2 separate regions of the Homo sapiens genome follow, and region 2 is linked to region 1. Evidence: chromatin loops called from intact Hi-C (ENCODE). Cell type or tissue: endothelial cell of umbilical vein. All regions are shown on one strand.

What was found. Hi-C counts contacts between places; a loop is a spot of excess contacts. Peaks named below come from ENCODE experiments on the same cell type or tissue, not always from the same donor. Only the 100,000 strongest peaks of a DNase experiment are listed, where the experiment ranks them.
Region 2: it touches region 1 in a loop (6-fold over the local background); 2 of 110 quality-filtered maps call a loop at or near these places.

The regions. Positions count from the first base shown.
Region 1 is chr5:77,076,799-77,079,298 of GRCh38, reverse strand. It overlaps ZBED3 (zinc finger BED-type containing 3), which reads left to right. Exons shown (of 3, transcript NM_032367.4): 2 at 571-705; 3 at 1,404-2,500. The coding sequence starts at 1,421. The coding sequence ends at 2,125. Among named protein-coding and RNA genes, the nearest start is that of SNORA47, 2.5 kb to the left of the region's middle. RefSeq lists a silencer at 1,452-1,861. In endothelial cell of umbilical vein, a CTCF peak has its summit at 1,556 (motif pointing right); DNase peaks (open chromatin) are centred at 1,518 and 1,868; H3K4me3 peaks cover 869 bases.
Region 2 is chr5:76,789,621-76,792,120 of GRCh38, reverse strand. No RefSeq gene overlaps it. Among named protein-coding and RNA genes, the nearest start is that of F2RL1, 28 kb to the left of the region's middle. In endothelial cell of umbilical vein, no CTCF peak of the experiment used is centred here; DNase peaks (open chromatin) are centred at 480 and 1,180; H3K27ac peaks cover 2,500 bases.

The sequences.
Region 1 (2,500 bases):
GCATTGATCTCACTGTGCCTGGGTCTCACCTTGCCCTTGATTTTCTCCCTAAGTTCTCAGAAGAGCTCAAGAAGTCTGTCATGTGTTTTCTTCTCATTGTTTTTCAACTTTCAAAGCAAATTTATCTAGAATCACACATTTGGTCCTTTGTGAACTTATTTCCTAACTAATAAACTTCACCTTTTTCTGTATTCCCTTTTCTTTAATAGGTTATTGCAGTAGTGAATTAGTTTCCTAATAAAAAAGACTGTGCAATGACATTGCATTATGTTTGGATCCTTTTAACAGATTTTGTGTTGAACAAAGCAAGACGTTATTTTATTTCTTTTTCTTCCTTAATTAAAAGTATTGAGCAAACTTTGTATCTTGCAAATATGTAGAGGGGATCTTTTAGTTAGCACAAACAATAAAGAAAACTAATTTTATTTGTTTTATGCCTTGGGTATCTATGAAAGGGTTAGAAAAAGTGAACCAGGGCATGGCGCTGCTCAGTATTTCTAGTATCTGTCTTTAAGGTGGTTTGAATGCATTTCTTTCACTGGCCTGCCTGTCCTCTGAATTTACTCCTAGCACTGCTGATGGTTCTTCAGAACTCAGGAATCGTGTTGCATGCATTGTTTCTACCCACCTGAGATGGTTGGAAACCCTGAGGCAATGACAGGGACCCCAGAATCCTTGGGAAATTACCCACTGTCTAATTTAAAGGTAAAAATTTAGAATGCTGCTTTGGATATTGCTATTTCCTAAATGTGCATATCTTAAAAGCATTGCTTTCAGTACTGCCGATTTTCTCATAAGTAGATTGTTTTTATAATCACAAAAACATATTTTTATCTTGAAAAACATACAGTCTTTGAAAGCTTTTTAAAAGGCTGTTCACCACTGGCTCTTCCACTCCTGAAGTTTAAGAAACAAAATTTTCATTCCCAAAGCTGTCTTTTCTGGTCATTGCTCAAGTGTGCTGTGCAGCACCCAGAGAAGACTGCATAAGGGAGCCTAGCTGTTATTCTGAAGACAGTACCTTTTTTATTGTTGTCGTTGTTGTTATTAAGAAAGCAGAGACTAGTTAAAGCTAATACAGACACAGCACGGAGTTAGCTAGTTCTTTCTGTTCAAGCAGCTTAGCCTCCCGCTATTAGAATAAATACTTGTTGACTGGGGACCCACTTGATTTCAAAGAGGATTCCTAGTATAGGAAGGGCTAGATATTTTTAACAGTTTTTTCTGAGGAATCAACACTTAATACTGAAGATTAATTAGAAAGAAACTTAGACTATCTACACACACTATAGGCTTTTCATCGGTAAGAAAATGGAGGGCGGCATGGTTTCTTAGGCTAACTGTAGTCTAGGAGCTGTGTGCGTGATCCTAACACTCATTATTATTCTTCCCCTGCTCCCCAGCGTGCGGGCGCCGCAGAATGAGGAGTGGCGAGCCGGCCTGCACCATGGACCAGGCCCGCGGGCTGGACGACGCGGCGGCGCGGGGCGGTCAGTGTCCGGGACTGGGGCCGGCGCCGACGCCGACGCCTCCCGGCCGCCTGGGGGCGCCATACTCCGAGGCCTGGGGCTACTTCCACCTGGCGCCGGGGCGCCCCGGGCATCCGTCGGGCCACTGGGCCACCTGCCGTCTGTGCGGGGAGCAGGTGGGCCGCGGCCCGGGCTTCCACGCGGGGACCTCGGCGTTGTGGAGGCACCTGAGGAGCGCGCACCGGCGGGAGCTGGAGAGCAGCGGCGCCGGGAGCTCCCCACCTGCCGCGCCCTGCCCGCCGCCGCCCGGCCCCGCTGCGGCCCCCGAGGGCGACTGGGCGCGCCTGCTGGAACAGATGGGCGCGCTGGCCGTGCGCGGCAGCCGGCGGGAGCGGGAGCTGGAGCGGCGCGAGCTGGCCGTGGAGCAGGGCGAGCGCGCCCTGGAGCGGAGGCGGAGGGCGCTGCAGGAGGAAGAGCGCGCCGCGGCCCAGGCGCGCCGGGAACTGCAGGCCGAGCGGGAGGCGCTGCAGGCGCGGCTGCGGGATGTGAGCCGCCGTGAGGGCGCCCTGGGCTGGGCCCCCGCTGCGCCGCCGCCGCTCAAGGACGACCCCGAGGGTGACAGGGACGGCTGCGTCATCACAAAGGTCCTCCTGTAGGGGTGTGGCCACTTCCCCACCCCAGGACAGCGCTTCTCCGTCCAATGCCAATGCCTTCAGACCCCGCTGGGACCGAAGCCGTAACCGAAGCCAGGCCCGCAGCCGCTACTCACTCGGAAGCTCCAGCTAACTGTAGGATCTTCCACACCCTAAGGCTTCAGCTTGAGAAGCACTTCGAAGCCAGAGCAGAACCAAAACTCACTTCCATGGGGTCACCGGGGGTGCCTGGGCGGCCTTTCGTGGGCATGCACGCAAGGAATTGGGGTGGCACACGGGACACCCGAGAGCTCCAGGAGCCCCGTGAACCCAGACCACCCAGTGCCATGGCCACTTAGGGCTGGGAACCCGAACCTGGTGACTTTGAAAGGATAGAGC
Region 2 (2,500 bases), 290 kb after region 1:
GGAGAAGTGGGGAAAAGAGGCAGTAGATAAACCAGGAGGGCTTGGGCCTTGGCCTAGAGAACTGGTGAAAGAGGCTTTTGTTGCTGTTGTGAAACGGGCCCCATTCAAGTCTTCCCTGCTCCCTGAAGCATCTCCAGCCCACTCTGGTGTTTACATCTTCTGAGTTCTGAATTCTGGTCCAGATCTCTTCCCTGAGCTCCACCCTCATCAATCTGATCTCCACCTTGGTGTCTAGTAGATATCTCCAATGCGTCTGACCTTCCCCAACCCTATGTAAGCTCTATGAGGCAGAGATTTGGTGTTGGTTTGTTCACTGCTGTATCCCAGAAGCATGCTTGGCACCAAGCAGACATTCAATAACTATTAGTTGAGTGGATGAATTAATAAACTCCTGTAGCAGCAACAGGCAAGAGTACACAATATGCTTTTACTGCATTGGAATGCTGATGTTTCCTGCTTGTTTAATTTTCCCAGCAGAACTGCAAAAACCCTTTAAGATCAGGGATGCTGTGCTTTTATATTCCTGTTGGCGTTTAGCACACAGCTGTGCCCATTGGTGATTTGTTGACTGATTAAACAGCAAGTCCCACCAACAGTACAAGCTCATGGCTAAAGCCACCTTTCTCAAAGAGTAGGAATCACATGCTAACTCAAGAAAAAAAATATGTTAATTCATATCCACAAACTTCTAAGCACTTCAGCTTGGGCCTTGTGTCATCTTAGTGGTATAATAGTTTTCCTATGTTTGATTCTTGTCCTCTTTAATAGAGTACGTCTCATTTACACATCTGGATTTTAAGCAGAGTTTTTGAGTCTTACTCTCCTCCTATCAGGCCTTCAGTGGCTCACCAGCACGATGTGAGCACACATGAGAAGCTCAGCCCACTCCTGCCTGTAGGCTTCTGACTTTGATTAAAGATAGAGGCCATGCAGTGCTGGAAGCCCCTTGCATACTATGATACAAATCCTTCAAATCCCTGCTAGGCTGAAAGATGGGGTTCTGATTTGCTGCTAGTGACATCACCCTTCTGGTAACCTTCCTCTCCAGATGTGCCTCTGCTCTGTTTATCTTAGAGCCTCATTTCACAGCAGCAAGAAGACACAACAGGAAGCCAATGTCTGAAGCTGTTCCCATCCATGCCAGTTTCTCATAGCCTGTCTTTGACACAAGAGCAGCTCAGAGTCAATTATGTTGGATTCATTCACTAGGAACTTTTTCCCACCAGAGTCCTTGTTGTGGGTGGAGCAGTCTTTTGTTCTAGCTGGTTTGCTGTCTCTGTGGAATTGCTATCAGAATGGCTGTTTGCTATTGGAATGACTAAGAGCTGCATCATTGCTACGTTAGGAAGCAATTATCTGAAAACAAATTCATTTTCTGAGTCATCTAGCCGATTTAGCCTGTGCCACTCTTTCCCCCTTCCACCCCCTAACATTTCACCAGTTAAACAACTAAAATGTCCTCCTATTCATACCTCCTGCTCTATTTGTCAGGAGATTATATATCTGGTTTAGATGGATCAACAGAGTTATTACTTTTCCCTGTGTTACTCAGTCTGTCCTATTCTAATCCTAGATTTATTTTCGAAAGACACATGGTTTTCTGGATTATTTTATCTGGCTTTCACTCCTTTGTGTGCTAGGTGACTAACATTGCACTCATGAGCTCAGCATCCTTGCTTCCTTCTTTCTGCCTTGTTTTAAAGGTATAATATTTTCACATCTTCTTCATATTGCGTATTTGTTTCCTGTGACTGCAGTAACAAATTACCATAAACTAGATAGTTTAAAACAACAGAAATATATTCTCTCACTGTTCTGGAAGCCAGAAGTCTGAAATCTGTATCACTGGTGGAAGCGAGCTGTCAGCAGGGCTGTGGGCCTTTGGAAGGCTCTAGGGAGAATCTGCTTCTTGTCCCTTCCGGCTCCTGGTGGCTGCTGGCTCTCCTTGACATGTGGCCGTATTATTCTAATTTCTGCCTTGGTGGCCACGTTGCCTCCTCTCTTGCTGTGCGTCTAATCTCCCTTTGCCTGGCTTGTGCAAGGACACTTGTGATGGTCCACCCAGATAATCCAGGATAATCTCCCCATGGCAAGATCCTTAAATTAGTCACATACACAAAGCCCGTTTTTCCTTATACAGCAACATTTACAAGTGCTAGGGATTAGGGACTGCTATCTCTGGATGACCATTATTCAGCCAACCACACTTTCAATTCCCTGCTCTCCACAATGCACAGAATATTTTGTATGTAGATTAAAAAGTTGGTGAGGAAGATAAGGGAAGAAAGAGCAAAAGAAAGGAAATAGAGGATAGTCAAAGAGGATTTTTTTGTAATCCTAGCGCTTTGGGAGGCCCAGGAGGGTGGATTTCCTGAGCTCAGGTGTCCGAGACCAACCTGGGCAACCCAGTGAAACCTCATCTCTACTAAAAGACAAAAAAATAGCCAGATGTGACGGCGTGCGCCTGTAGTCCCAGCTACTCGGGAAGCTGAGGCAGGAG